Linked DNA regions of Homo sapiens: region 1 is linked to region 2. The links are chromatin loops, found by intact Hi-C in ENCODE. Cell type or tissue: sigmoid colon. All regions are shown on one strand. Each heading gives the region's core, and the rest is flanking DNA. Links, peaks and the distances in the headings are about the cores only.

The links. A loop is a pair of places that touch in the nucleus more often than their neighbours do. Peaks named below come from ENCODE experiments on the same cell type or tissue, not always from the same donor. Only the 100,000 strongest peaks of a DNase experiment are listed, where the experiment ranks them.
Region 1: it touches region 2 in a loop (2.4-fold over the local background); 2 of 110 quality-filtered maps call a loop at or near these places.

Annotation. Positions count from the first base shown.
Region 1 is chr5:148,461,813-148,478,531 of GRCh38, reverse strand. It overlaps LOC107986462 (a long non-coding RNA gene), which reads right to left. Exons shown (of 4, transcript XR_001742935.2): 2 at 9,515-9,612. It also overlaps a transcript of HTR4 not described here. Among named protein-coding and RNA genes, the nearest start is that of FBXO38, 86 kb to the right of the region's middle. In sigmoid colon, for the core only: no CTCF peak of the experiment used is centred there; a DNase peak (open chromatin) is centred at 8,890.
Region 2 is chr5:148,553,827-148,570,545 of GRCh38, reverse strand. The region is part of intron 2 of HTR4 (5-hydroxytryptamine receptor 4); the gene reads left to right. LOC107986462 (a long non-coding RNA gene) reads right to left here. Exons shown (of 4, transcript XR_001742935.2): 4 at 10,559-10,971. Among named protein-coding and RNA genes, the nearest start is that of HTR4, 92 kb to the left of the region's middle. In sigmoid colon, for the core only: no CTCF peak of the experiment used is centred there; a DNase peak (open chromatin) is centred at 8,465.

The sequences.
Region 1 (16,719 bases), core at 6,530-11,529, 92 kb after region 2:
GCCATGAACTATTTTTTCCAGGTGACAATCATTTCCTCAGAATCACACCTCCCCGTTAGAAAATCTCTTCCTCCATTCAGAAAGCACACTGTCTCCTGAAACTTCCTTCCTAGAATGAAGACCTAAGCCTTCACCGGCTGTGAAGTACCTGCTACCAGACCCCAGAACCTCCTGCAGAATCCACCTCCAAACTAACCTACCCTTGGGAGAATGTCCTCTTTCTTGATTTCTTTACAAATCGCCTAGTTCCATGTTGGAGCATCTCTAGATTCATTTAAGGGGAAGAGACTAGTATTGATTTAGCACTTACTGTGCGCTAGGTGATTTCTATTTGCTATAGTTTAATTCTCTCAACAGCACTATGGCATTCAGAGAAAAAGAGATTTTCTGAACACCGACTATGAGGCAGGGTCTCTTGCCAGAAGTCTACTAATAAAGAAACCGGACAAGGTCTCTACTCTCTCTTGTCAGAAACTAGAAAATAAACAAGGAGACACATGTACATGAATAAGGCAAGTTTAGATACTGATATGTGCTATAAAGAGAATAAAAAATAGAGATGGGCAAGGGGGTGTTTTAGATGAAGTAGTTAGGGAAGGTTAGATGGAGGAGGTGAGCTCTGTGACAGGGGACAAGCATTCTAAGGAGTCAGGCATATATTTGATCTGAGGGAATATCAAGTCAGGCGAAGGGAAAAGCAAATACAAATGCACTAGGGCAGGAATGTGCTTGACATAGCCAGTACAGCCTAATTAATGCGAAAAAAAAGTGGTAGGAGATGGGATCAGAGAAATAAGTAAAGGCTGATCATAATTCAGTAGCTTTGGTGCCATTTACCAGTTACTACATGTCAGCCTTGGTGAAAGCATTTTACATGAGACACCTCATTTAACCCTGTTAAGGTAAGTATCATTTTCCTATCACAGGGATCAGAAAACCAGGCTGTACGTCAGAGAAGTTAATGTGGAATTTTTCCAAGGATGCAGAAATTACCTGCAGCTGGAAATGGAGCCCAGGTTCCACCAAATCTAAGGGGACTTGATCCACCTGAGGCCCGTTCTTGTTAGCAGCAAGAACAATCCTTGAAATGGATGGATTCTCTTCTTGTGCACTTTTCCCCTTTGCCCCTTTGTTTCTCCGTGGAGTTTTGGCTGTCTGCAAACAAAGATGCATTTATACAGTAGGTCTTCATTGATTTCAATTTAGCTAGTTCCAAATAGCATCTAATTGGAAGGAAAAGCCAATTATTGGCCAGCCAGAAAGTGATTCTTGATAAAAATTATTTTATCAGAAATGAGTGGAAATCAATCTGGCTATGTAATCAGTAGACTTTCTCATGCATTTCCTTATCTCTATCCTTACTGACATCATCCTTTCTACAACTGACATTATCTTTCATCTGGATTGGGGAATTAGGCTCTAAAACATAAGTTTCAGCATGCCATTTCCCCAATCAAAATCCCTCAAGGACTCCTCATAGCCTACCAATACTTTCTGTAAGTCCACTGTTAGAGTTTTTCTTCCAGAATATGCTCAACTCTTCGGATTTGCACATTCAGCTACTACTCCTGCCGTTCTTTCCACTGGGCATGATTCCCCTGGCACCTCTTACATAGTGTATTTCAAATACCACCTCCTACCTGAAGTCTTTTCCAGCCTCCAGGACTGCATGAGGTTTTTGACCTATTCCAATCCCCAAACATTTTATTTGTTCTTCTCCTGTGACATTTTGATATGCTTTTCAGTGTGGTTCATTAATTACGTTCTTTTTGATCTCTCCTACCAGATTTTGAGCTCCTTGAGGACTGTGGCCAATTCTTATTGCTCATTTTTTTTTCTTAGTGCCCAACACAGGTTTTTGTACACTGAAGTTATCAAATAAATTCATTGGATGTATTTGTTTGGAAGAATGTGAAGCTTTTCATTGTTACGGCATCTCCACTGTACCAGCCCACTTTGCCCCTTCAGTCCCAAATCTCAGTGCTGCTCTGCCATTAGTACTCCACCCACTTCAAAAGCTGCAGCCTTCTGATAAGAGAAAACTCTTTCTGTGACAGTTTTGAATAAAATCAAGATGTTTATCACACCTCTTTCAAGTGGCAGAAAGATTAGAGTTTTAAAATACCGTTATATCACCGAGTTATGGCAAGTTTATTTTCTCTTTTGGTCCTGTCTATTGAAAAAGGGCTTAAGCTTAAAGTTTTGTATTTATAGAAAGTTGTGATGAAGCGGACTGAAGTTTTGTGAGTTACTTGACATTGTGTAATCTTAGAGGACATTGGCCTCCATTTCACCAATAATGGCATCTATTGAGACAACATAGAGCAAATGAAGCATGAACTGAGCCAGAGATGTAGAATGGACCCAGTGAGAGTTATTCAGGCTAGAGTGTAACAAAGCATCTTTGAAAGATGTCATAAAATGTCAGATTTTTCAGCAGCATCCTTTCTAATTTGCTGTGTGGCTGGGAATGTCTCTGCACCTTTCTGCCTAAAGTTTTGCCATTTGTAAATTGAGAAACTGTCTTTGGTTAGGAACTTGGGCTTTGACATTACATGGACATAAGTTGAGATCTAGAGTCTACCAGTTACTGAATGTGTGACACAAGCAAGTTCCTCAACTCTTGGAGCTTCAGTTTCTTCTTTGCAAGGGGATAATGATAGCACATTCCCCACCCAGTGTGATGAGGCGTCAGTGGGTTAAAGCATATAAATAGTGGCACACAGTCTCTGGCATACAGTAAGCTCTCACTGAAGTGTAGCTGTTACTATTATTACTCTGAATTTCATGACATTTGAAATTCAGAAGCAGTATGTGGAGTCATATGGAAAGGGTTGTTGAGAAACCAGGAGCGGGGAAGTGGTGGAAGTGGCAGGCAGTGATTGTTTCTGTGCCAGTTGTCTAATCTGAGAAGGCAAAGGCTAAGAGGACTATTCAGGAGAAGATGGAGATGGTAAAGGATTTGGCTGTGGAGTCACAGAAGAAACATAATCTGCACGCATGGAAAATGGTATCTACTTGTCATTCAGTGTCTTCTTATGACACTCCTAATATGCCTCTTAATCCTCTCCAATTAATGTGTCTCCCAAGCAAGAGTCTCACTTCACCTTCTAAGACAGTAAAAGGATGCAACTTTATTGAGCATATAAGATAGTCAGGACTACCTAAACACTTCACATATTTGGTAACATTTAATTCTCGTAAAAAAATTTTGACTGGATTGAATCCCTGCTTCCCAATTTGCAAATTTGCTTCTTCAGACACCTTAATTAATTTCTCTGAGCTTCAGTTTCTGTATTGCTAAAAATAGAGGTATTAACACTACCTAACTCATGAGGTTGTATAATTTAAATAAAATTATGATAGCAATTAACACACTGCCAGGGAGATAATTGGTAGTTTCTATTATTGTTTTTATTATTATTGTATATAATGCCCATTTTATGGGTAAGTAAAATGAGGCCTAAGGAGACTACTTTTTTTTTTGGAGAAGGAGTCTCACTCTGTCATCCAGGCTGGAGTGCAGTGGCGCCATCTCGGCTCACTGCAACCTCTGCCTCCCGGGTTCCAGCAATTCTCCGCCTCAGCCTCCCGAGTAGCTGGGATTACAGGCACACGCCTCCACACCCGGCTAATTTTTTGTATTTTGATAGAGATGGGGTTTCACCGTGTTGCCCAGGCTGGTCTTGAACTCCTGACCTTAGGTAATCCACCCGCCGAGACTACGTTTCTAACCGAAGGTCATGCAAGTTATAAACAGCAGAGCCAGGCTACAAACCTAGATCTGTCTATGTTGAGAATCCATGCTCTAATTTTCTGGCTGCCTAGAAGGTGAGAGACAGAAGTAATGCCACCAAACTTTAAAGAGACACTCCCTCTGAAATTAGAAGATATTTTACAATACGTGAGGGTAGTCTAGTAGCCTGGATGAATAGTCATTTAAATTGGTCTGGAGTCCTGAATGAAAGGGCAGACATTATCTGTACTTTTAAAAACTTGGTCGAGATCAGATAATTTAATTTCGATTTAGTCTTTCTCCGTATTGAATGTCATTAGGGGGGTTACGTCATTTCATTCCCTGAATTAGCATGGCAATCATCAGTATATGGCCTTCCTGTCAATAGGGTACAAATAGGGACCCATATGCCACTGCTTAATGATGAAATTCTTGGCCAGGATAAAGATCAGCCCCCCCACACCACCCCCACATTCTTTCTCCAAAGCCTTATAGCGATCGCTTTTTATCATTCTCAGTAACTTGCCGCTGGGAAGGTCGTGAGTCATCAGCTACTAAGGCTTTGTGAAAGAGAACCCAAGCCAGGGTTCTGTAACTTCAAGTGAAAAGGCCTTGGCTCGCTGAGCAGAGGCACCATTTCTGGTGGGACCTCTTGTCCCAGCCAGCTAGAGAGTGGGCAGTTGGTCAAGGGATATGAGTCAGTGGAAGGAACTAGGAAAGGGTACTCTTATCAGGGTCACTCTTATTATTGCATCTCCTCTCCTCAGCACAGAACCATCTGGAAACACTGAACTTGTAAGACTAAAAGGCCAAAATCATTCTTGAATTCTGTCTCATCTAATAGTAGCCGTCTCGGTGGAGAGCATTCTCTATTTATTCTCTAATTTCCTGGCATTTCTTTGCTATTCAGACCTTCCTATTACAGCTGATGATTTTACTGAATAATGGGAAAAAAAAGACATGGATTGTGATTCCACCTTGCATTTTGCCGCTCACTAGCTGGGTAAATTCTGGTAAGCCACTTACCTTCTGGGTCTCAGCTTTCTCATGAAACAGATGCCCTAGACTACCTCACCAAATTTTATTCATTCACTTGACAAGTGTTTTTGCGCTGTTAGAGGAGAGATACATAAATCAATTTTGTTCAATGGCCACTGAACAAACACCGATAGTGATTATGTTAATAGGTGAGAAATATCTAGTCACAAAAAACAGAAAGCCAGGCAAAAAGTAGTAAGACCAGTGAGATTCACTAAGATACTATATTCTAAAATATGTAGGACTGGGCAACAAATTCAAGATATTACTGTTATTATTACTGATTGTCTAATATTCCAGGTAGGAAGTCATTTTTTATTTTCCAATCTTCCAAGTCTCTTACATTTATTCTTCAAATTCTCTTACTTTGATACAACTTATCTAGTCTTTCACTACTCACCACTTCATATGAGGACAACTACGGCTATCTTCTACCTCTTTTTTTTTTTTTTTTTTGAGATGGAGTCTCGCTCTGTTGCCCAGGCTGGAATGCAGTGGCGCGATCTCGGCTCACTGCATGCAACCTCTGCCTTCTGCGTTCACGCCATCCCCTGCCTCAGCCTCCCGAGTAGCTGGGACTACAGGCGCCCACAACCACACCCAGCTAATTTTTTGTATTTTTAGTAGAGACGGGGTTTCACCATGTTAGTCAGGATGGTCTCAATCTCCTGGCCTTGTGATCCACCCGCCTCGGCCTCCCAAAGTGCTAGGATAACAGGCACAAGCCACCGCGCCCAGCCTCTTCTACCTTTTTTCCCTCTACATCTGGACATTCCATCAGGCTGATGTTTTTAAAATCACACATACACACACAACAATAAATACAAAAAGAAAAAATAAAGTTATGCCCTCCTAAAATTTTCTATATTCAGCAACTCTACTCAAAAACTTTATGTAGTAGTGCCCAGTTTCTCATCAATATGTCATCCACTCCTACAACACAGTGCCCAATTCAGAGTACAATAAGTAAAACTGGGCCAACTCCCACTTCCTATTTCAGCTCTCAGGCTGTGTGCAACTTCTCCCTGCTAACCATGCTTTTCTTCCATCGCCTGCCAGTTAAAACCAAGGCCAAGTTCATTGACTACCTTGTCTATGAAACCTAATGGAGCCTACCCTGACCTGTTTAATACATTTTTCCACAGGACATAGTTCCCTGGGGCAACAACCATAATCTCCCTGGGTGTTCTCAGGCCTACATACCAAAGAGAAGCATCCAAATTAGCTATCTCCACATAAAACTAAACAACAATACCAACACCAACATCACCAGCACCACCAGCAAAAAACAGGACAAGGTAAAAGTCATTCTCTAATTGGCAAAGACACGTGGGTCCATATAGATAGAGTATCTCAGGAGATAACAGAAATGAAACAACCTAATTAACCATCTCAGGAATGTAAGGAAAAAATGCTATCAATTTCACCATTTTGCTTGTTTTCATTTAAACAAACTTTAAGGAGACACCCACTGTGTGCCAGGCATTGTGCTAAGTGCTAGTAATGCAAAATAATAGACTCAGGGCTTGTTATGCCAGTCTCTATGGGCCTGATCTTGGGGCTGAAGATAAAATGGAAGAGACTCTGTATTGCCACCTTCTGTGGTTGCATATACCCTGTTGGGTGCTCTGAATGCTGGTCACTGTGGCCAGCCTGGACTGTGATTAATCTTCCAGACCGGTTTGCAGACCCAGACACCTATGCCAGTGGGAAACTGGTGAGTGGAACCCTATGTGAGTATCCTGAGAGTATAAGAAAGCATCACACGGACAGGGACACCTGGAAAACCTAGTACTGATCACCACACACCAGCAACTTTTTGTGTTTCCCTTTTTCTCATCAAAGGTAAACTACACTGAAACAATTCTACTGTAGTGCTAACATTTAGGGCATAAAAAATCCTTTTGAGAGTCTGATGAAATCCATGATCTTTTCCCTAAAAATCTGGACATATGCACACAATTTTTGCCACATTTCTAAGAAGTTCATTTATTCCCTGAAATAAAAATCCAACGTTAAATAACAATTAAAATCCCTGCTTTAATGTGAATCTGTATTGGTGGATACAACAATAGTGATTTATAATAAAGTCACTAGGTTCTCCCTATTTTCCTGCCTGTGGTTAGTGATGTATTTATTTAGAAGTCATAAGTACAGTCTTCTAGTGCCATTTTTGTGAGCACAATGACTCATTGTAAAAATAATATTTCTACGTATAACATCTTTCTTTCCTCCACATAGTTCTATGGAAATTATCTCATAAATTGTTCCAGGTTCCCTAGAAACTGGATTAAGGAATATATTATTGCCTTCCTTTACAAGGAAGGCATGATTCAAATGCAAAATACAGAAGAGTCTGGGAAAATGGCTGAGATATTGGGGAATGATTGAATTCAATCAGAAATCAGAATTATTTCACTCAACAGGGAGTTATGTATTATATGCCTGCTATGTGTCAGGCATTGTACTAGGCATGGGGTCGGCTAGCTCTCAGCCTGCTATCTAGCCCCCAAGTCTGTTCCAAGAGGAGAAACTATATTCAATTTGAAAATTGACTGGAGAAAGTACAGTATCCCTAACTCAGTAATAATATCCTACATTTTAACAGCATACACGGAGACAGTGTAGTGTGGGTTGACACAATTTTTGAAAGTAAGCAAAACTGGATTCAGATCCTGATTTCAGCACTTATTGAATGGCCTTAGTTAAATTCCTGAAGCTTTTGATCTTTAGTTTTCTTATCTGTAAAATAGAAATTACTTTTAGAGGCTGGGCCCACAGTGGCTCATGCCTGTAATCCCAGCACTTTGGGATGCTGAAAGGAGCAGATCATTTGAGGTCAGGAGTTCAAGACCAGCCTGGTCAACATGGTGAAACCCCGTCTCTACTAAAAATACAAAAATTAGCTGGTCATGGTGGTGGGTGCCTGTAATCCCAGCTACTTGGGAGGCTGAGGCAGGAAAATCGCTTGAATCTGGGAGGTGGATGTTGCAGTGAGCTGAGATTTTGCCACTGCACTCTAGCCTGGGCAGCAGAACGAGACTCCATCTCAAAAAAAAGAAATTACTTCTAGAGCAAGAGTTAGCAAACTACAGCTCTGTGGGCCAAGTTCAGCCATATGTGTGTTTTTTTGTGTGATCCTTGAGCTAAAAATGTTTTCTGCATTTGTAAAGGGGTATAAAAACAAATAACAACAATCAAACAGGAAAACAAGGAAAGCAAAAAAGAATATGCAACAAAGACTCTATGTGGCTTCAAGGCCTAAAATACTTACATCTAGCCCTTCACAGAAAAAGTTTGCTAACTCTAAAAAAGTTGGCAACTCCTATTCTATAGTCAGAATGCCTGCATTTGAATCCTTATGGCCTCTTACCGTCAGTATGATCTTGAGCAAATTGCCAAACTTCTGTATCTAATTTTCCTCATATGTCAAGTAGAGATGATAATAGCACTTATTTTACATGATGGGAAGCTGCATATGTTAATATGCTTAAAATGCTGAAAAAGGAGGCTTATATATAGTAAATATTTAAGAAATGTTAGCTATCTTTATTAATAGCACCGTTACCACTGTCATCAGTTATTCAAAAATACTTGTGAATATTAAATAAGATAGTGACCATCAAACAAATAGGACAGTGCCCTTCTCACAATAGGTTCTCAATAACTGTCAGCTATCATTGCTGTTGTCATCACCATCACCATCACCATTATCATCATTATAATTTTCAAAGCTCTTTCACGTACATCATCTCACTAGAAGCTCCCAACCACCCTGTTGTTGCTGTTGTGATCTCCCTCTGATACATGAGAAAATGAAGCTTGGAGAAATGAAGAGTTAGATACTGAGCCAGGAAGAGGCGGAATGTGGACTAGCGCCAGAGATTTTGCATTCTGGACCAATGTGTCCTCTTTCCACATCATACTGCCTCTCCATCAAAATATCTGAGGATCTGTTGTTTGTTAGTTTTCTCCAAATGATATACTTTGCATCCTAGGAGCCTGACAAGGCAGGCAAACATGACTATGTTCCTCCCTGGCATGGTTATGCAGACAGGAAGCTGGGATAATTGGATTCCAGCCATTTGGTCTCAGGACTGCATTTGTAACCAGCCAACTGCTGATGACCAAGCCTAGTGGATAAAGCTCTGACCAAACAAACACAACCCCCGTGTAGGAACTTATTGTTTATGCTGCAGAGCTGGCTTCAGAATGTGCCAGGACTCAGACTGCCACTACGACAAGCAGAGCTTTTGGACTGGGGAAATGTTCAGGTGAGGAGGCAAGACATTTTTGACAGCAGATCTTGTGTAGTCAGATCAGAACCGTTTTATTATTTGGTGTAGGCCAAAGGCTATGGCAAGACTCATTTAAGCACAGTGTGCACAAGGATTGATGTTTAAACAAAGTTAAGATCACAGTGGTACAGCGTTAGAGTGAGCTGATGACTATAAAAAAAGCTAACATTTTGAAGTTAGTTTATAAAAGGAGTCATCATATCTTCATATCACCCCGTTGTTTCTATAGTACTTAAACCAGCTTTAGCTCAGATTTTTTTTAAGTCAGGAGATTCAAATAGACTTTACTGTGGAGCAGTATGTAAATTTGTGTTTCCTGGTATTGTTGCTGCAAAAATAATAAAAATTATGTTTAAGAAGTGTATTCGTCCATTTCACACTGCTAATAAAGACATACCCAGGACTGGGTAATTTATAAAGGAAACAGGTTTAATTGACTCACAGTTCTGCAGGGCTGGGGAGGCCTCAGGAAACTTACAATCACGGCGGAACGGGAAGTAAATACATGATTTTTCACTTGGCAGCAGCAAGCAGAAGTCCCTAGCAAAAGGGGAAAAAGTCTCTTATAAAACTATCAGATCTCATGAGAACTCACACATTATCATGAGAAAAGCAGCATGGGGGTAACTGCTTCTATGATTCAATTACCTTCCACTGGGTCCCTCCCACGACACATGGGGATTATGGGAACTGCAATTCAAGATGAGATTTGGGAGGGGACACAGCCAGCCATATCAAGACTCTTCAGCATTGTCCTTGATGTATAGGGCAGAATAAATAAAATACACTTTGTAGACAGGGTTTTGCCATGCTAGGATAAGCAAATGACATCTGCTTCCAACGATGGAAGTAAGCTGTGCTTAGAAGCAGTTCTGAGACTTGTTCCCCAACTGTTGTGACACAGAGCTCTCAGTCTGAGGAAGGGGACAAGAAGACCTCCCTTCCTAGAAAGACACCCCTATGGATCCCTATGGTGGGATAGATTCAGTTCTTCCTTCTAAGGCAAAGGCAAACAAGTGTAAGGTCTTATAACTCAATATTTGTAAATAAGACCATTTTAAGTAGCCAAGAGTTCCTGCCAGAGTACAGGAGATAGAAGTAATGAGGAAAGCTGGGGTTCTTAGAAACTCAAAGCAGGTCTGGGAGCTATCCAGGTGTTTGAAGCACTCTGAGCCAATGTTCTGGGATCCCATGTCTCTACTGACCTCTTCTCTTTGTTGGCTACATAAGCCCTCTCTTCCTGGTTTTGAGTTTTCCTAACACCTGCTGCCAGGCAGTTGGCTAACCACCAACCAATCCCTGGCCTGTCACATCACCATTCACACAACAGCTAACACAACAGCCACCTGCGCTGCTTCCTAGGCCTGTGACCTACCTCAGCTCTATCCCAGGCTGACAGGCTAAGGCCCTACCTGTACCAAACATATCCAAACTTAAGAATGGGAAGACTGACCTTCTAGAATAGGCTGTGCCATGGTCATTTAAAGTTTTCTACATTGTCTGGGAAGTGGGGTTTGGGGGAAATGTGTAACACTCCTTTTCACCATACCAACCTCAAGGGTTTGTGGTGAGTAGAAAACAAAATAATGGATGTCCAAGGGCTTTGTACAATTATGGTTTGCAATACAAATGTAAGTGACAATCTCTGTATGTAAAAACATATGTTAAAGTTGGTGTGGTTTTACATGGTCATTCGAGCCAGTGAAAAATGCAAACAGCCAGAGGTCTCAGGAAAACTATACTGTTAATCCAGCAAGGCTGACATGAATAGGAGACTGTGGATAAGGCATGTTATACAAATTATACAGTTTCTGAAAATCTAAATTTTTATTTTATAGTAATACCTTAGATTTCATCTTAACATTATTGTGTGACATTAATCACATTTATCATTTTTAAGCATGTTGTGGTGGAAACAAGTGTTCATAAGCATTATATCCTCTTCTGAAATTTTCACAAGGAAAGGGCTGTGGTTATTTTTTGCCAGAATTTGCTCAGTAATTTCAGACATGTCTATATTATCTACATGGTGCACACTCAAAAGTTCAGTCATTTAACTCCTTAAGGGTTGCATCCAAAAAAACCCACCATTGTTACCTGAATTTAGGAAGAAATATTAAATAGGCATGTAAAAGTTGTTAGGATCATAATTAAATAATTATTAAGGTCTAATAAAATAACATATATATGCCAGATATTGGTGATGTGTAATAATTTTATAATATTATCTCATGTGTAATTCTAGCTCCACGCAGGAACATTCAACACCGCTTAATTGTGGGAGATCAAGAGTGAAGGAATGGTTTTGGCTACCCTTTGTGCACTAAAATTCAACAATCCTGCTATTTGAGTGAATGGATCCTTATTGCCTTGAAGTTTAATTTTCAGAGAAGCATGACATGCAGATACCCAGATATTTAAATTTTCAAATGATTATCTAGAGCCCATTGAAAATGTTTGAGTTTCTTTCTTAAATTTTCACACTGGCTTATGAATTATGAAATTGGAAATTTTCATAAAATAGACGTAGTTTTCAGATGGTAACACTAAGAGAGCTTTGTTAGTTCAGGATACCAAGGCATATCATCAGGCTAATGAAATACAAGACAAATCAAGTTGAAGGAAGAAAAAATTGGAGGTCTAAATGACCACTTAATCATGTATTTAACTTAAAGTTGCATTAAAATGATGCTAGCTGATATTTATAAATGTTATACCAGGAATTATTTATATATGATGAACATGACTTACTTCATTTGCTATTCACTGTAACACTCTGACAGAGGGTACTGGTAATGTCTCTATGTGTAGATGTGGAAACTGAACCGTAGGGAGGACTGAGGTTGCAAGGCTACTTAGTAATGGAGCTGGGATTAGAATTCTGGACATTTAACTCTCAGCCACCATTGCTCAGTTAATGGTCAGTGACATATCTAACTGTGCTGAATGAGTACGTCATGGCTCCTTTCCCCAAAAGGTCTGTAATTTATCTGAAAACGTGCTATTTCAATTCACTTGCAGTTGCATTTAACAAGCCACAGCGGTTTGTATTGTTAAATGAATTGCAGAAGCAGAAAGTGCTGTTTGTTTAAAAGAAGGAAAGGGAGTATCACATTGAGACGGTCAGAGATGACTATATGGAGGAAGTGGCCATATATATTCAACTATATTTTCAAAGATCCTTCAACATAGACATATCATGGAGATTAGCTACAGGAGGGAAGAAGAGGCTGAGTTTCCTTACTTGGTAAATTAAGGTAGTAATGTGTCCTGTGAACATCCCAAGTTGTTGCAAGACTCAGATGAAACACTAACTTAAGTGTGCTTTTTAGACGTACACTGTGGCATAACCATGTTGTGCAATAATTATGCTCCCCTCCTTATCCTCCTCTAAAAGCACTTTAAGAATATTGGCAAGCTTATTTAGGCTGAGATCATGTGTCTACTAATCTCTATGTTTTTTTTTTCTTTTTTCTTTCCCAAATTCTGCTTGGCTCTCCCTCATCTGTGGCTGTTTTCTGTTTCAACTAAAAGTGGCTGTTCCCCTGTCTCCAGCTTCCTCCTGCTCTTCTGCAATAGACCAGTTCCTGTCTAACTCTGAAAGTGCTCTGTAAGTCTGTCACTGTCTGTTGTGAGTCTGTCTGTGTCTGCCTATTTATTTCTTTATACAAAATATCCTTAAGTGTCTGTTTATACTTCTGTCCTCACAGGACAAAGTTAAGGGTGCACAATTGTTGGCACAGAACTGCAGAGCCCATATTAATATAGTTTCAGTGGTTTATTTAATTTTCTATTTTTAAATGTTTTAATGATGGGTTTGGCTTCTTCCCTGTTCTGGGAGCACGGCCTTCACAAGCCCTGTGGGAGATGAGCACTGCGATGGAGCTGAAATCACCCAGTATAACTGTGATTCTTAGAAGTCCTCTCATCTGGATTACCCCCAGTGCTCCAATTCATTTCTTTATCTCCTTGGCTGTAAGTGGTGGACTCCTTCATACTTCTTAAACAATTGATCGTGACTAAATAAGGTACTTTTTAAAAAAGTTTTCTAAAGAGACTACTTTTTAGAGCAGTTTTAGGTTCACAGCATAACTGAGGGGAAGGTACAGAGATCTCCTATATGCCTCCTTACCCCAGGCACAGCCTCCCCCATTGTCAATATCCTCTTCCAGAGTGGTAAATTAGTTACAACTGATGAACCTATATTGACACATTATTATCACCCTGAGTCCATAGTTTACATTAGAGTTCATTCTTAGTACTGTACATTCTGTGGGCTTGGACAAACACATAATGACATGTATCTGCCATTGTGGTATTTTACAGAATAATTTTATTGCCCTAAAAATCCTCTGTGCTCTGCGTGTTTATCTCTTCCTCCTCCTCCCCCACCCCAACCTCTGGCAACAATTGATCTTTTTATTTTCTCCATAGTTTTACCTTTTCCAGAATGTCATATTTTTGAAATAATACAGTGCATAAACTTTTCAGATTGGCTTCTTTCACTTAGTATATGCATTTAAGATTCCTCCATGTCTGTTCATGGTTTGATAGCTCATTTCGATTTGGCACAGTATAATATTCCGTTGTCAGAAGCACTACAATTTATCCATTCACCTACTAAAAATTTCTCGGTTGCTTTCCAGTTTTAGCAATTACAAATAAAGCTCCTGTATACATGTGTGCAGGTTTTTGCATCAACATTTTCAACTCCTTGGTGTAAATACCAAGAAGCTCAATTGCTGGATTGTATGATAACAATATGTTTAGTTTTGTAAAAAGACAGACAAACTGTGTTCCAAAGTGGCTAAACCATTTTGCATTCCAACCAATTTTGTATGAATTACTGTTGCTCCTCATTCTTGCTAGCATTTGATGCTATCAGTATGATGAATTTTGATTATTTTTATAGGTTTGTAGTGGTGTCTCATCTCCATCTGCAATTCCCTGATGATATATGTGCAGCATCTTTTCATTTGCTTATTTGCCATCTAAATATCTTCTTTGATGAGATGTCTGTTAAGGTCTTTGGCCCATTTTTAAAATTAGGTTGTTCATTTTGTCATTATTGAAATTTAAGAGTTCTTTGTATATTTTGGATAATAGTATGCCTTTGGTATCAGGTATGTCTTTTGCAAATATTTTTTCCCAGTCTATGTCTTGCTTTATCATTCTCTTAACCTCAAAGAGCAAAATTTTTAATTTTAATAAAGTCTACCTCATCAATTATTTCTTTCATGAATTGTACGTTTGGTGTTATATCTGAAAAGTTGTCACCAAACCAACAGTTGTCTAGATTTTTTCCTAAGCTATCTTCTAGAATTGTCATGGTTTTTATTTTATATTTAGCTCTATGATGCATTTTGAGTTAATTTTTCTGCAAGATATAAGGTCTGTGTCTAGATTCTTTTTTTTTTTTTTTTTTGCATGTCAATGTCCAGTTGTTCTACCACTATGTGTTGACAAGACTATCTTTTCTTCCTTGTATTGCCTGTGCTTCTTTGTCAAAGATAAGTTGACTATATCTACCTTGGTCTGCTTCTGGGCTCTCTATACTGTTTCACTGATCTCTTTGTCTATTCTTTGGCCAAACTATACTGCTTCATTTACTGCAGTTTTATATTAAGTCTTGAAGTTGGGTAGTATCAGTCCTCTGACTTTATTCTCCTCCTTCAATATTGTGTTGGCTGTTCTGGGTCTTTGTCTCTTCATATAAACTTTAGAATTAGTTATTCTTTGTTAAAAAACAAACAAAAAAAAAAAACCTCACTGAGATTTTGATTGGAAATGCATTAGATCTATAAATCAATTATAAGCCTTGACATCTTGACAATATTTAGCCTTTCTATCCATGAGCATGGAATATATCTCCATTTATGTTCGTATTTGATATTTTTCATCAGAGTTTTGTACTTTTCTTCATATAAATCTTGTACATATTTTACAATTTTACAACATTCCAGTACAAACTTGAAAAGCAGGCCAGGTGTGGTGGCTCATGCCTGTAATCCCATCACCTTGGGAGGTCGAGCTGGGTGGATCACGAGGTCAGGAGATGGAGACCATCCTGGCCAACGTGGTGAAACCCCATCTCTACTAAAAATACAAAAAAAAACAAAAATAGCTGGGCATGGTGGTGCATGCCTGTAGTCCCATCTACTTGGGAGGCTGAGGCAAGAGAATTGCTTGAACCCGGGAGATGGAAGTTGCAGTGAGCCAAGATTGTACCACTGCACTCTAACCTGGACAACAGAGTGAGACTCCGTCTCAAAAAAAAAAAAAAAAAAAAAAAAAGAAAAAAAAAGAAATGAAAAGCAAAGCAAAGCAAAAGCAGTGGTGACAGCGGACATCCTTGACTTCTTTCTGATCTTAGGGGAAATAATTGAGTTTCTCACCATTAAGCCTGGTTTTAGCTGTGGGTTTTGTGTAGATTTTCGATATCAAATTAATAAAGTTCTCCTCTAGTCTTAGTTTACCGAGAGCTTTTTAAATCATGAATTGAGGTTACACTTTGTCAAATGTTTTTTATGCATTTATTAATATAATCATGTGATTTTTCTTTTTTAGCCTATTGATATGATGGATTACTTAATTGATTTTCAAAAGTTGTATTTGCCCTACATACCTGAGATAAATTCCACTTAGTTGGGTGGGCAATTCTGTGTATACATTGTTAGACTTGATTTGCTAATATCTTGTTGATGATTTTTGCATCTATGTTCACAAGAGGTATTGATTTATAGGGTTTTTTGTTTTTTTGTAATGTCTTTGGTTTTGGTACAGGATAATGCTCATAGAATGAGTCAGAAAGTATTCTCTCTGCTTGTATCTTCTAAAACAGATTTAGAGAATTGGTATAATTTCTTCCTTCTATGTTTGGCAGAATTCACCAGTGAACCCATCTCAGCCTGGTACTTTCTGTTTTGAAAGGTTATTAATTTTTATTCAATTTCTTTAATATATATATAAGCTTATTCATATTGTCTATTTCTTCTTGTGTATTAGCAGAATGTGTCTTTCAAGGAATTGGTCAATTTCATCAAGGTTATCAAATTTGTGGGCATATTTTGTAGTACTTGATTATTCTTGACTATCCCTTTAATGCCCATGGTGTCTATAGTGATGTCGCTTCTTTCATTTCTTATGTTAATAATTTTTGTTCTTTCTCTCTCTCTTCATTTCTGTTTAGACTGGCTAGAGATGTATCAATTTTATTGTTTTCAAAGAACTAGCTTTTTGTTTTATTGATTTTCTCTATGAATTTCTTATTTTCAATTTCACTGAATTCTCCCTTAATTTTTATTATTTCATTCTACTTACTTTGAATTTAGTTTCCTCTTCTTTTTCTAACTTCCTAAATTAGAAACTTAAATCACTGATTTTAGATCTTTCTTCATTTAGTCCAAAATATTTTATAACTTATTTTGAGATTTCTTTTTTGATCCATATGTTATTTAGAAGTGTGTTGCTGAATCTCCAAGTATTTCAGAATTTTCCACCTATCTTTCTGTTATAGATTTCTACTTTAATTCCACTGTGGCCTGAGAGCAGACATTGTGTAATTTCTATTCTTTTACATTTGTTAAGGTAAGTTTTATGTAGAATGTGTAATATATTGGTAAATGTTCCATATGAACTTAAGAAGAA
Region 2 (16,719 bases), core at 6,296-11,295:
CCAGCCTCAGTCCCCAGTGTTTTCTGCCTTTTTTCTGTCAACTTCTATTCCTCTTTAAGTTGCAGCTCAATTATCATCTCCTCAAGAAAGTGTTTTCTGTTCTCCCATCAGGGTCAATGTTACCTTGTGTACCTCCCTTTATAATATCCACCATAGCTGTAATTTTATGTATATGCAGTTATTGGATTCATGTCTGTCTCCTTCAGTAGCCTCTGAGCTCCCTGAGGGAAGGGACTGCCTGCTTCCTCTTCTCAGTGCCTGAAATAGAGTGGACTATCAAATACTCTGTTGAGTGCATCTAGATATGATTAAGTTGGTGAAGGAATGGTTGAATGAACAAATGGACAAACATATGCCTATATCTAACCTGACATTCCTTGGCCAAGCCTCTTTTTGAGTCAGAGAGTTTGTTTGTTTTCTGCTTGGAGCTGGGCTCACACCCAGCTGCTTGGAGAAATTAATACTCTTGTGTATGACCTATTTGGCAAGAGCAGTACATTATCCTTCTAGTGCAAAGTGAGAAGACTTAGGTGTTGGCCAGAGTGCAAAAGATGGGATTCACAGGTGAGGGAAAAGTCTTTCCTTATTCTTCAGTTAAACAAGTAACCCATAAGCATACAAATTCATGTAGTTTAAAGTTCTAGTAATATTCTGAATGAAGAAGTCTCCCATCATCTTCAATACCCTGCCCAAAATATTTATGATTAACAATTGGGTGTGCATTCTTATGGCCATGACCTCTGGATCTACTTATATTAAATATGTGTATATGTATGCATACATATGCATTTCTGTCTCCCTCTTCTTCTCAGTTTTTATTTTATTCAAACTCCTATGATATCATATAATGTATATTGATGTATAATTTTTTAATCTACTCATGTTTTGGATACATTATATTATTTTATTGTAAGTATAGCACAACTTCTGTACAATAAAATAATAAATAAGATAAATATAATATACATACAATAAAATAATAAAATGTATTTAAAATAAGATTTTTTTAATTTAAAAAGTCATTTAAAAAATTATTTTAAGTTCCAGGATACATGCACAGGACATGCAGATTTGTTACATAGGTAAACATGTGCCATGGTGGTTTGCTGCACCTATCAACTCATCACATAGGCATTAAGCCTCACATGCATTGGCTATTTTTCCTGATACTCCCCTTCTCCCCGTCCCCCAAACAGGCTCCAGTCTGTGTTGCTCCTCTCCCTGTCTCCATGTGTTCTCATTGTTCAGTTCCCACTTATAAGTGAGAACATGCCGTATTTGGTTTTCTGTTCCTGTGTTAATGGCTCTATTTTAGATATAACAAAAGGTACTGAGAAAAAACATAAAAGAACACCTGTGTGTCCATGACCCAGCTTAAGATATAAAATATTACAAATATGACTGAACTCTCTGCTGATCAGATATATTCCTGATGAAAATCAGATCTCCTTCTGATAAAAAAAAAAAACTCTTCTGTCTGTCTTGACCCTACAACTACTTCCCTGGTTTCATTGTTTATGCATGGCTGTATACTTTTTATTATATGTATATGGATCCCTTCTCATTCTTTTTAACACCTGCATAGTATTTTTTAAGGGTATCAGTGTGCCATGATGTAATTAATCACTAATAGATTTGTGAAGTTTTGTACCATTTCCAAGTGTTCAGTTTTACAAAAAACTATAGCAACACACAACCTTCTACATGCATCTCTGGACACCTAAGCAAGTGTTGGGGCATTTCCCTAGAATAGATATGTTAAAAATGTGCATTCAAAAATTTCGAACATACTGCCAAATTAGCATCCAAAAAGCTTTACTAATGTGTCCTCCCATAACCAGTCCTGAGAGTATGCTTTCAGCACACCCTTGTCAATTCAAAAGATTGGCAATTTGGTGTTTTTTGAGTCTGACTGGTGGAAATTGTATCTTATTGTTTGAAGTTACAATTTCCTGGCTACTTATAAATGTGTGTGTCTTTAGTTAAGCTCATGGACAATTTGTAAAAAGAAGAGTGATTCTACAATATGTAATTCATTACCACTTGCTCTATGAGGACAGGGACCTTATCTGTCTCCCTGTCAACTATAGCTCCATGGCCAAGCATGGTAAATAAGTAATAAATATTGATTGGTTCGTTAGTTGATTGATTTATAGGTTAATTAATTATCAGACCCTATGTATACTTTAAAAAAATTCTCTAAAGGGATAAGGTAATCTAAACTAGAAATAATCAGTGTAAAAAATGAAAATTGCAATGCTTATGTAAGAACAAAAAATGGGGATTAGTGTGGCCAAAAACCCTAAACTTTAAAATAGAAACAATTCAACTGAGTTCTGAAAACAAAACAAACAAATAATGGAACTGGAGAGGACAGACTTATGGTCTCTATTGGATGTAACATATATAACGTCTTGAGGAAAAGATAGAGTATTTCATTTGCAGTAGAAGATTGAAGTATCTGAAGGCAGGACTTTGGATAAAGTGGATAAATAATCACATGTTGTAGTAGTAGGTGATACAACCGTATTTCCAACATAGTCTTCAGTGGCACCATTCAGTGCTTAACTTGTATCTGTTAAGTACCTATTATGGGCCAAGAAAACTGACAAAGCCTCTGCTTTCGTGGCACTTATCTATTGGTGGGAGACAGTTAATAGACACTAGAAAACAAAGAAATATACAATATGTTAGATACATACCATCAGGAAAAATACAGCAGCATAGTGAATCTGAGAATGACAAAGTATGCTACATTCATTAGAATAGTCAGGAAAATGCTCTTTGATGGGGACACCTTTGAGCAGAGACCTAAGTGAAGACAAAAAGGGAACCTAGTGGATATTTGGAAGTGAATATTCTAGGAAGAAAACACAACAGGCGCACAGGTCAGAGCGCACTTGACATATTGGAGAAATACAGAGGAGGTGTTTGTGCCTGGAGCAGAGGGAGGAGAAGAACTGGTGGAAATCGAGATCAAAGGGGCAGCTGGTACCAGGTTCCTTATATCCTGGTATATTCTACCAAGTCTCGGTAGAAACTTGGGATATTCTGCATGAGCTGGGAAGCCATTGAATAATTTTGAGTGGAAAACATACATTGTCTGCCTTTGATTTCAGAGGTATAACTCTAGATTTTGTGTAGCACATAGACTATAAGGGCAGGAAATTGAAGACAAGATTTTATTGCAAGAAATAAACTTGTAAGAAGTAAGTTAGAGATAATAGTGGCTTGCACTAATATTAGTGGCACCACTGATGAGAAGTGGTTAGATTCAGGACAAAGTTGTAAGCTCCAAAACATCCACAGAAGGGGAGAGAACTTTGTTTAAAAAAAATTATTGAAGTTATTCTTTCTTTGTAGCAGCTTCAGGTGGATGGGCAAAAACTAAGAAAATTTCATCTATTAAGCACCACACCACAGTTTATAGCTACATTTGCAATTAAAAACTTCTTAAAATGAAGTACGCCAATTAGTAAGTTTAATAACTGGTGAGAGGAACAATACGTGCGGATTTCATATAATTATTAAGGCACTGTTATGAGCAAAACCAGACATAGGCAATGCATTTTGAAAAAAAACACAATTTTTTGTGGATTAGCAATGTAATACACATTTGATGGGAAATACTGGGAAAAAGTAAAAAAAAAAATGAAGAAATAATTCAAATTTTTTTAGATTAATATCACCTAGAGATAACCATTTTGGATATAGATAATATTAATATATGGAGTCATATGTAATAAATACAGGTATGTCATACGTATAAATATTAGGTACCATGTATGTATCATTTACCTGTACATATATATGTTTGTATATGTAAGCATGTATGTGTATGTGTATCACATACATATACCAGATTTGCATTTCAGTGTTACTCTACAACATTCAGATGTACGAAATGCCAAATTTCTTTTAATCTCTAAATTAGTTAACTTTTCTGTGAGCTCCTCAAGCTGGGTCTCAATGGTAAATTCAATCTCAGACATTTTGTGGACCTCTTCCTCTTTCTCCGTTAAGCTGGACCTTTTGCTTTTCACTTTGTCCTGGTCACCACCACGTCCACAGATCCCTTGAAGGCAAGAGGCTCTGTTGCTTCCCTGTCAAGCTTGACACTGGAGTCTTCAAAGCTTGTAGTTATACAAATCTTAGTTATTTTCTTGAGATGGAGGAAGAAGGTAACCACTCATTTCTTCTAGTATTTTTGTAATTTTTTAAAAAAGGTCACAAATTAATCTTTCACTATAGTATCTGGACCCATATATAAATACATATTTTTACAAAGGTTGAGCTTGTGCTTTACTGTTTTATACCTGCTTTTAACTTTGGATGGTATTTAGGAGAAATGTCCCTTGTCATTAAATATTTTAAACCTGAATTTCAATGGCTGTGTATTAATAAATTGTTTATGTAACCAATACCCAAATATAGACATTTAGATGTTTCATGTTCTCCAGTTATGAACAACATGGTTGTGAGTAATAATGTACAGAAATCTTTATGAACAGCTATAAGGATTTATTTCTTTTGGAATTTTTGGAGCATGAATGTTTTTAAGGCTTTTTTAACATTTGTCACAAGCATCATCTGGATATGCATTGACAAGTACTGCAATACAGTTCTTAGATTTGCCAGGTTGGAATGCCACAGCCAGCTTTTCCAAATGAGCCTCCTTTACATGATTCTGTCTTTGGCTCTAGAGATGACTAGTAACCAGGTGCAGGAGGAGAAGTAGTGGATAGAGGGTCTAATCCAGGTAGAGAATCTGAACTTCAGTCTGTCTATCTTTGGGCAACCCCACCATTATTCTCCACCTGCCTCTCCCATCACCTTCACTCCCTCATCTTCTCTTATATGTTGGGTGCATGGCAGGGCGTGTAGGTGTGAGTGTATACATGTTGGTTGTGGAATAGAATGCAGAGCCTTTCTTTTCAAAATCCTTATGCCCATCAAGATACTGGATACTCCCTGCTTCTCTTATGATTATGCCAGCCTCAAATCCTCCCAAATTCTTGCCCCTCACATTCGTTTACCACCTTCTAAACCCCATCTCCACTCCTATGAGTTTCAGCACCTTTATTTCTTCTCTGCTATATTAAATTGTGTTTTCTACCAGTTGTGTCTGGAAAAACTCCAGTGTATTCTTACTCATTATCTCTTTTCTCTGGCCGCTATTTATAGTTGTCGTTTCAACAGCCCCCAGCTGTTGAAATTACAACATGCTCTCATAATGATCAGTCATTGATCAGGCTTAGTTTCTTGCTACATTGTGAGCTAGAAGACCAGGACCAGTGTTAATGTCATTTGTGTCTATTTGAAATGAACAGAAAAGATGAATATTAATAGCTAGGATTAAGATAACAGACACTACATGCCAAACAACATTGTAAGTGTTTTAGATTTAGATTTATTAATCTTTTTTTTTTTTTTTTTTAGATGGAGTCTCACTCTGTTGCCCAGGCTGGAGTGCAGTGGTGTGATATTGGCTTACTGCAACCTCTGCCTCCTGGGTTCAAGTGATTCTCCTGCCTCAACCTCCCGAGTAGCTGGTATTATAGGTGCCTGCCACCATGCCTGGCTAATTTTTGTATTTTTAGCAGAGACAGGGTTTCACCATACTGGCCAGGCTGGTCTCGAACTCCTGACCTTATGATCCACCCACCTCGGCCTCCCAAAGTGCTGGGATTACAGGCGTGAGCCACCACATCGGGCCAAATTTATTAATCTTTATAACAACTTCGGTGCCCAGGACATGACTAGAAAATAGACTTAAAAGTATTATTAGCCTAAAGAGTACAATGTGGGAAAGGCTTCTGATATTCTCTGGAGAAACTTGTTAACTCTTTAGTGGTTTGTATGTGATGTTAACAGCTATAACTTGTAATTCAAAGCGAGGATTGGTGGCCCAAATGCACTTGTCTGGGGGAGTGGTTTAGAGACAGGATTAACAGAACTATTGAGCTGAATGAAGGGGGAAATCCCTTTGTGTTGATCACTACTTTAAACTTCTTTCAAGCAAGGGCTACCTTGTATATCAGTTTACTTGTCTAACATATATTTGTTATACTAGGCACTGTTGATACCAAAATCAGTAAGTTAGTGTGGTTGGGAGGCACAGATCTTTAAATAACAATTAAATATAGGGTGATAAAAGCTATGATATATAATTATAGGGTACAATGGAAGCATATACGACAGGGACAATATTGAGGTCAGGATGGCTTCCCAGACAATAAGATGTTTAAGCTGAGTGCTGAAGGACATGCGAGAGCTTGCCAGGTAAAGAATGGGAAGGAGAGGAAGGAGTTTAACAAGCGTGCCTCATCTCACTGAGTGAGAATTTGGGCACTTCATTTAGTGTTGGTTATGGAACAGTGTCAGAAATAAAGCTAGAGAGGTAAGTAGGGACCAGTTTAAACCAGGTCAAGATGTGCTATTGTATCAAAATTGCAATGGGAAGACATTATAAGATTTTGAACAAGAGGGAGAAATTAGCTAATTTCTTTTGGGGGAAGAACATATCTTGACTTCAGTGTTGAGAGTGTTGGGAAAGAGTAATTGCCAAGGCAGAATAACTAATTAAGAAGTAGCTCATTCATTCATTCATTCAGTCAGTCATTCATTCCACAGATACATTTGTCCCTTGGTATCCATAGGGGATTTGTCCCAGGACCTCTTTGGGGTACCAAAGTCTAAGGATGTTCAAGTACCTGATATAGAATGATGTAGTATTTGCATTTAACTTAAGCATATCCTCTCATATACTTCAACAAGGTTACTTAACAATACCTAATGCAATGGTAAATACTATGCAAATAGTTGTTATATCTATTGTTTACGTAATAATGACAAGAAAAAGTCTGTACATGCTCAATACAGGCACTATTTTTTAAAGAATATTTATGATTCACAGTTGGTTGAATCTACGGATGTGGAACCCACAGATACAGAGAACCAACTGTACTTTCACAGCACTACTATGTGCTAGGTACTGTAAAACAGTACCAAAAAGGTGCTGGAAAATACTTCAGTGAATATAACAGCCCAAGTTCTTGCTTTCAGTGATTTTACATTCAAGTTATTCTAGTGTGTGTGGGAGCGTAAAAGGTAACAGCTGTGAAAATCAATAATGCAAGTCAAGAGAATAGAGAGTGAGGGGAGGTTCTTTTTTAAATAAGTCCTCTCTGCAGAGATGAATCTGAGCAGACACCTGAATGAAGTGAAGGGTGAGCTTCTCTGGTCACTTGAATGGAGAGATCCAGATGGTGGTAGCATCAGGTGAGAGGTGGATGGTGGAGGTGGATGCATGATTGGCACCATCTGGGAACAGTGTGGAAGTCAGGAAGTCTCCTTAGCGGGAGCAGCCTGGGAAAGAGAGAGTGGTGAGAGTTGAGATGATGGAAGCAGCCAGTGGCCAGCTTTGTAAATTTACATAGGTCATGGTGAGGGTTCTGGGTTTACTCCTAGTGAGATGACAAGCCATCTTAAGGGCAGTGAGTATGGAAGTGATATGTTCCAATCTCAATATTTTTCAAAGCTCATTCTGTCTAGTGGGTGAAGAGTGGATTGTATGTGAGAAATGATGGAAGCAGGGATGCCAGTTGAGAGGACTTTGCAGTCACCAAGTGAAGCATGATGTAGTAGGAACTAGAATGGTATGACATTGAATGGCTGGTAAAGGGTTGGGATCAGGAAACGTTATGAAGTTAGAGCTATCAGGATTTGCTGATGTACTGGAGGTAGAAGAGGTAGAGACCTGGTAAAAGTGGCTTCCAAATTTTTAACCTGAGCAACTGGAGAAATAGATTTGCTATGTATTCATATGGGAAGCAGGTTTGAGGTTAGGGAAATCAGGAGTTCAATTTTGAACATGTTAAATTTAAGCTGTCTCATATACTAAGAATTTGAAGACAAAGACAAAGTAGTTAGTGGGATAAAAGTGGTTGTGATAGTCTAGGAGAAGATGAAAGGAAGCCCTCTCCTAGGGTATTGACAGCAGATTGGAGAGAAGTGAAGGGATTTAAGAGATCCTCAGAGTAGATAATGACCTAGGTAAAGGAGAAGAAAAAAATGAGCAAGATGCTCAGTTTCTGGCGTGGTCAACCGGAAGGGTGTTGCTTTCCACTTAGTGAAAGAATCCAGAGGAATGAATGACTCCCAGTAAATAGGCTCCTTTTAGGCTCTTATAGGTCTTTGTGTCTTAATGCCATGTTCTTCTTTAGACCAAACATCTCTGGTTACAAAAGAGCAGGGGTCATGACACTTTTTCATAAAGGGTCATAAAGGGAGTAAAGTTTCTCTTCGGGCCATGAAATCTCTCTCGTAATTACTCAGCTCTACTTTTGTAGTGTAAACTCAGCTAGAGGAACTACATAAATGATTGAGTGTGGCTGTGTTCCACTAGGACTTTATTTACAAAAACAGACAGCAGGCTGGATTCGGCCCAATGGCCATTGTTTGACTACTCCTGCAACAGCATAAAATTGAGCTGTTTCATCTCTCCTTTGGGCAAAGGATTTTTTGCATTATCAGAGGCAGAAGTAAGAAGAGAAACCATAGTACTTGGCAACAGCAAACCAAGATCCTGGCAAAATATGGAGAGCTGTATCCACTGGCAATTGGGCCTAGTGACAGAGGCCATCTGTTGCAAAGGAATGGAGAGCAGGTTACTATCAGAGTATGGGAAAGTCCACTTTTCCTTGAGTGCTTATGCTTAGGGTAAATGATTTACCAAAGTGGAGAGGGCATATGTGGTCCACATTTTTTCCCTGTGCTGAATTTCTCATAATCACAGGAATAATTTTGAGGAAATGATCAGCCGAATATTGAAAACATGTCATGTGTTTTACCCCAAAGGAAGACATTTCTGTGCCTGGTGAGTGTATTCCTTAACAAGTGTGTGTAAAAAAAAAAAAAATGTTTTCAACACAAACCAGAGACGCTAGACTGTGCACATATAAAGAAAAAATGATCTTGTAAAGAAAAGAAATCTATCTCTGTAGCTGTTGACTCAGTTCCACTTTTGGAAAATGGGTTTTCTTAAAGAGAGACCACCTCTGAGGTCTAATTGACTAGCACTATTATTTGGCATTTCATTTCCAAGAAGAATTGAATCCTTAATGATTAACATGCTGTGCAGCAGTGGGTATCTCTCCAGATGTAGATCTCACCTTGCCTATCTATCCTGCCTTGGCTTTACATTCAGGCATGGCCTCAGAAAACAGTGTCTTTCATCCTGAAATCCTTTGTATTCCTTACAGCTTTTAACTCCATTATACTCTGTACAGAGAGATCCTCTTTGGGCTTTGAAGTTTGTTTCATGCCCAGTATGTGTGATATTTGAGGTTCTTGAAAAGTCTATTAAGATTTTGCCTCAAGAATTTTACTCTGCATGTTTGCAGTTCAAAACTACCTAACCTTCACCAGCTGTGCACCAACCACCTCCCTGCCCTCGTGTCCTTGTCTATAGGGTTTTCAAAAAAAATCAAATAAAATTATTTTAGAATTACATAAAAACTCCATTATATATAATTTCCATCCTACAAGGTTTATTCCTTTTTTCTCCTACCATTTTCTATAGCCAGCACATTTTACAACACATATTAAGCTGTCATCATCAGTATTTTGAGTCTTAAGTTTCTAGACAAAAAGCAAAATTTTAGCATGTGTTTTTTTAAAGGAAATATATTCACTTCTAAGTAAGCATGTTTAAAATTTAGTAGGAGAAATACTGGACTTGCAATAAAAATATGTGGGTTTAAATCCCAGCTTCACCACTTAATAGTTACAAAATATTACGTCTCTTAACCATGCTGAGCTCCAGCCTCTTCTGAAAAGGGGGCATCATGATATTACATCACATGATAATGATAATTATGAAGATTGAATTCGCCAACATGAAAAATCTTCCAGGTGCATTGTTTGCCATATGGTAGGTGTTCAGTACATCAATGTCAAAATCAACCCACTTCCAAGGAAGACATTTCAAAGTGAGAAGCAGAAGAAAATAATTTGCAAAGGCAGAATGGAGGTTAAGATTAAGGGCATCCCTTGTAAGGTTCTAGGTCAGTGGTCCTCAAAGTATGGTCCCAAGACCAGCATCGACATCAGCATTACCTGGGAACTTGCTAAAAATGTAAAATTTTGGTCTTCACCCAAGATGCACTAAGTTAGAAAGTGTGGGTGGGTTCAGCAGTCTGTGTTTTAACCCAGCCCTCCAGATGATCCTAGTGTTTGCTGGTGATTTTGAAGCACCACTGCTCTGATGCTTCATATTATGGAATAAGGCTATGCAAACTATCTTATTTAATCCTCCTCTTTTTTTTTTTTTTTTTTTTAAAAAAAAAGCTTTCCGTAAAAAAGAAAAAAGAAAAGAAAAAACGTTAACTGGGAGACCTGAGAACTTAGTACAAGAACCCAAAGTAATATAAGCCAAATCATAAGAAATATTTTCTTCCTCAGAAAGGATTTCCACTTAAGTCAAAATATAGGATTTCAAATAAGTGTAACATCTAGAACACACCTAGAATATGGAAACAAATGAAGACCACACAGATGAGAACAAACAAGCAATTTATTCAGAGCATGATAAAGCAAGAGGATCAGCCACCATCCTTGGAATTTAGCAAAGTCTCAAAGACAGGCAGGGGAGTAAAAAAGCTTTATAAGCGGGGAAAAGAAGGCTTCTGCTATCTTCTGATTGGAGGTTGTTGGCACATTGAAGCAGGAGGTGCACTAACAAGCAGTGAGGCATCTTACGTAATTGCTTTGGGGAGCAGTGTCTTTGGCATTCTGTTGTTAGTCTTGAGTTGGAAGCAGGTAAGAGGGTTAAAAAAGGGGGAAGCTAGCTCGCAGTCATTGAACAAGTCCTGATCGTTCTGGGCTGGCTGCCAGAGATTGTCCATCGGAGTTTTATTGTTACACATGGTCTGGCCATTGTCCATTTGTATGTTTAGTCTCTCAAGAAACCTAGGGGGAAAGAGTGCATATATTTAAAGGAAATGATATATACTTTAAAACAATTACATAGTATTGCTCAGGTTATTTGTTATAAGGAAAAACAACATACTCATGGATTCTGTTATTTCTATTTTAAATAAAGAAGTATTTGAAAAATCAATTTACATAAGTCATATTAGCAATGTGATTATTATCTGAGTTTATCGCTCCTATATGTTAAACTCAGATTTTGTTCATGGCCAGTAATAAAGGTAATGAAGAAGCCACACACATACAATTACAGATGGTCCCCGACATGATGGTTTGACTTAAGAATTTTTTACTTTACCATGGTGTAAAAGCAATATGCATTCAGTGGAAACTGTATTTCCAATATTGAATTTTGATCTTTTCCCAGGATAGCAATATGCTGTATGATACCATCTTACCTAGCCTGGCAGCAGCAGTGAGCTCCAACTCTCAATCAGTCAGGTGATCACGAAGGTAAACAACCTACGCTCTACAGAGTAGTCTGCTGCCAGATGACTTTGCCCAACTCTAGGCCCATGTAAGCTTTCTGAGCACATTTAAGGTAGGCTAGGCTGTTACAATGTTCTATAGGTTAGGTGCATTAAATGCATTTTCCATTTACAATGTGTTCAACTTACAATGGGTTTACTGGGAGGTAACCCCATCATAAGTCTAGGAACATCTGTACTTGTAATAAATGATGTATACTGTCAAAACAAAAATTGCACTGGATGAAGTTAAGCAGGTAAAGATGACTTTTTTCTTTTCCAAGGCTATGGCAATAGGGAGAGAGACCAGAATGCAATCTGACTTCAACTTCACTACAACAAAGGACAGGAGGGTTTTTAAGAAATAGAGTGGGGGGAAGGGATTACCTAATGTGCTACCTAATTAGCCTTACCCAAAGGATAAGTAAACTTTCTCATATCTTCACGACAAGGGACGGTTTTACAACTTGGAGCAAGGTGTCCACCTAAGTTAGGCTGTTCGATCCTACAGACTGAGAGATAGGAGCACTATATTTCTTGATGATTTCCTTTCAAAGGGAAAGGAAAAGTTCTTGAGAATGGCAGTCCTAGCTTGTAAAACTGGTGAGTATCTTTCATTTACATCTCAAAGTGTTAGAGAAAGAATTTGCAATTACAAATTTTCTAAAGTAAATGCTCTAAGAAAAGGGAGTTCAGAGCCTGGAGTCAGGAAGAAGGCTGTCTAAAGTTTAATCAAGCTGAGTGGAACGTTAAGGCCCTCTTGGTTAATATTCATTCTCTTATCAGTATAGAAACCAACAGGGACCTTATATTTAAGGTTAATAAAATTCTCACTAGAAAAAAATAATTCAATTTTAGACAGGCTCTCTTGTAAGTCAGAATGCCCTTGTACTCTTCTCCTAACTGTTGATTGGTAAGAAAATGAAACATTATTTTCTTTAATTTAAATGTAATTCCTTTGCAAAAGACTGTGCAGGGCTGGGCAGGAAGGGTGAAAAAAATACTTAGATAGGGAGTATGGGATCTTTTGTGGATGTGCTGTGTATATTTTCAAGAATATTTCTTGTGTACATGACACTCCTAACAGGTGGGAGAGGAGACACTTACTGCGGAGATCATTGGTGCAATGGTGGAGCCCTCTGGTCTAACATAATTTTATTGCAAAGTTCGATACATAAAAATATAAAGAGAAAAAGTACTCTAGTTTCCCTGCCTCCTTGCTTCCTGTCATTCTTAGGAGTGATCTTGAAGTAGTTCCAGGGAAGTATCAAGAATATATATATTTATATATTCCTAATATATATATTATATAATATATTATATATATGTATTATACATACATATATTCACTTGAAATGTTCCTCTTGGCTTCCAAAATACCGCTCTCATCTGATGTCCCCAGAACATCCTGGATAGTCTTTCACAGTCTCCTCTGCTGGTTCTACCTTCTCTACTGCACATCTCAGTACTGCTGTTCATCAAGACCCTGACCCTCTTCTTGGGTGATCACATCCTTCCTCAGTTCTCTAAATCCCATAGAAGTGCTGGCAATTCCAAGCATGTATCTCCTGCCCAGTCATCCCTCTGAGCTCCAGACACACATACATCCAATTGCCTACTTGACGTCTTCACTCGAATGTCCTATAGGTATCTCACACTTAATGTGTTTCACCCATCTCATTAAATTGTACCAACATTTATTCAGATATGCAATTCTAAAATATGGCGTTTATTTGTGCTTCTTCCCACTCACTCATGGAATCTATTTTTGTTATCTATCTCTTTACTCCCCAAAAAACCTTTATTCCACCCACTTCTCTCCATCTCCCCAGCCACCATGCTACTTTTAACTACCATCTTCTTTTACCTGGACTCCTGCAGAAACCCCTGGCATATTATCACCCCTGCCCCCATGTCATTACTCTGCTTACATCACTTCTGTGTCTTCTCATTGATCTTCCAATAGAACATAAACTTCTCCCTAGAGCACAAAAAAGCCCTCAGGGTCTGGCTTCCGACTACTTGTCTGAGCTCATCTCAGATGCTCAGTCCCTTGCTCATTTCCCCTGTGATAGTGAACATGAAAAATCTTTTCTGTCTCAGGGCTTTTGCAGTTGCTCTTCCCTTTGAATGCAATGCACTTATCCTGGTTCCTCTGACTTCCAAATTCTCTGCATACATCAGAACTCAGTTGACTGTCACCTCCAGTGTTTCCCAACCACCTCACACTTCTCTCTAAGCCAGCGTGTTTTCTATCATAATGTCATGTTTACACCTTTTATACTTTGCTACTCCACCTGTGACTCAGGAACCAGCAGCATCAGCAATGCCTAGGGGTCTGTGAGAACTGCAGAATCCCAGACCCTGCCTCAGCCTAAAAAAAATCAGAATCTGCGTTTTATCAAGATCCTCAGTGGATTAATATAAATATTAACATTTGGGAAATGGAACTGGGAAGAACTGATCACAAACTGTATTTATTTATTTAATTGTGCATTTGCTTATGTCTGTTTCCATCCATACTATGAACCCCATGAGGTCAGGAAATTTGTCCATTTTCTTTACTATTGAATCTAGTACTCAGCACAGTCCTTGGTATATAGTTGGCACTCAATACATATTTGATGAATAAGAAATTTAATCTAACTTTCTCAATTGATCCATGAAGAAACTGAGGCTCAGAAAAGTCAAGTGAATTTTTTGAAGTCATACAGCTGTTTATGAACAAAACCAGTGCAAAAGCCCACAAAAAATAACAATAAAGTCTGGGCGTGGTGGCTCATGCCTGTAATCCCAGCAAGTTGGGAGGCCGAGGCGGGCAGATCACCTGAGGTCAGGAGTTTAAGACCAGCCTGACCCACATGGCGAAACCCTGTCCCTACTAAAAATACAAAAATTAGCTGGGTGTGGTGGCAGGTGCCTGTAATCCCAGCTACTTGGGAGGCTGAGGCAGGAGAATCACTTGAACCCAGGAGGCAGAGGTTGCAGTGAGCTGAGATTGTGCCACTGCACTCCAGCTTGGGGGACAGGGCAAGACTCTGTCTCAAAAATAAATAAATAAATAACAACAAAAAATGTTCTTGACTCTCCAGAAAGTATGAGAGAGAGAGAGAGAGTGTGTGTGTGTGTGTGTGTGTGTGACAAAGTATAACCTAAGATTTCCTTTGCTATTGTCTCTATCATTATTAATAACAATAATCACTTATTTATCATACTTTATCATTCACAGTCCATTTTCACATATACTAACCTATGTGGAAATTTACCCAGAATTTGTGTCTTTATATTTTCTTTCATGAAGAGCAGAGAAAATGGCAAAACCAGCCCACAAGTTTGTGGAGTTTATTAATGGATCAAAAGATCACGGAGAAAGCAAAAAAGAAGAGAAAGTAAAATTTCTCATAAGAATAGCTGTCAACGAACCAATTTAGTGGAGTGGACAGCTCTTCAGCCAGATGAAAGCTGTCCAGTTGTGGTTGACAGGATTGCTTGAGGGTGTCAGAGGCAACCCAAGGACCTAACATGAATTTTGCAGAAGTGGTTTGGAATTTATTTTAATTGTCATTACTGGACTTACTTTTAGTTCAATGGACAGTTCTGCCTAATTTAAAAAGCTTCTTCTATGCTTAAATTTTGCTCGTCACTCCTAGTTTAAAGTTAAGCTATTTCTAACTCCTAATTGGCATGCCACAAATGAACCATTACATTGAACTTGGTGCTCTCTAACCCTGACATTCCCACTTGGTTCAAAATGTACCTTCTCTGGAGCCAGAGATGTTCATCACAGACGCTCTGAATCTGTTTTCTTCTTTTACAAGAGTAAAGACAGTATAAGAAAGATTATTCTTATGGTGGTGGTGGTGTTGATGGAGAATTCATGTTATAAGGATATGTTTAAATCACAGTCCATAGACAAAAAAGCGACCTAAAACAGCCAGGCCAGCCTGCCCCCAATATAGGAGCCCTGTACAGTACCTTGATATGTGGTCATCCAGGAATTCTTTTTTTATATAATGCTAAAATATAAATAATAAAATTTATTATTAATATATAAAATAAGCATTTTAAGCATATAATTTAGTGATATTAAGCCCCAAAAGAGAATGAGGTCATGTCCTTTGCAGCAACATCGATGGAGCTGGAGGCCATTATCCTAAGAAAACTAACAGAGGAACAGAAAATCAAATTCAGCATGTTCTTACTTACAAGTGGGGGCTGAACACTGAGTACATTACAGACACAAAGAAGGGAACAACAGACACTGGGACCTACGTGAGGGTGGAAGGTGGGAGGAGGGTGAGGATCAAGAAACTACCTATCAAACAATGCTTATTATATGGATGATGAAATAATCTGTACACCAAACCCCCTGTATAACAAACCTGCACATGTACCTCTGGACCTAAAATAAAAAGCTAAAAAAAGAACATTCACAGTGGTGTGCAACCATTACAACTATCCACTTCCAGAATTTTTTCATCATTCCAAACACTCTATAATTCTTAAATAATAACTCCGCATTCACCTGTGCTCCCAGTCCCTGATAACTACTTTTCTATTTAATTTCCCTATGAATTTTCTGAGTCTAGAATCCTCATGTAAGTGGAATCACAATACTTCTCCTTTTGTGTGTGATTTATTTCACTTATTTATTTGTTTCATTTATTTTTAAGGTTCATCCATGTGGTAGCATGTATCAAAACTTCATTCCTGGCCGGGCGCGGTGGCTCATGCCTGTAATCCCAGCACTTTGGGAGGCCGAGGCGGGCGGATCACCTGAGGTCAGAAGTTCGAGACCAGCCTGACCAACATGGAGAAACCCCGTCTCTACTAAAAATACAAAATTAGCCAGGCATGGTGGCATATTCCTGTAATCCCAGCTACTTGGAAGCCCGAGGCAGAAGAATAACTTGAACCCGGGAGGCAGAGGTTGCAGTGAGCCAAGATCGCGCCATTGCACTCCAGCCTGGGCAACAAGAGCAAAACTCCATCTCAAAAACAACAACAACAACAACAACAACAAACTTTATTCCTTTTTATAGAGAAATAAAATTTTGTAGTATGTATATACCACATTCTATTTATTCACTTATCTATTAATGGAAACTTGGGCTGTGTTCACCTTTGGGCTCTTGTGAATAATGCTGCTATAGACTGTTGGTATACAAGTGTCTGTTTGTATCCCTGCTTTCAATTCTTTCGGGTGTACCCCTGGGATTGAATTGGGGGATCACATAGGCATTCTATATTTAACCTTTAG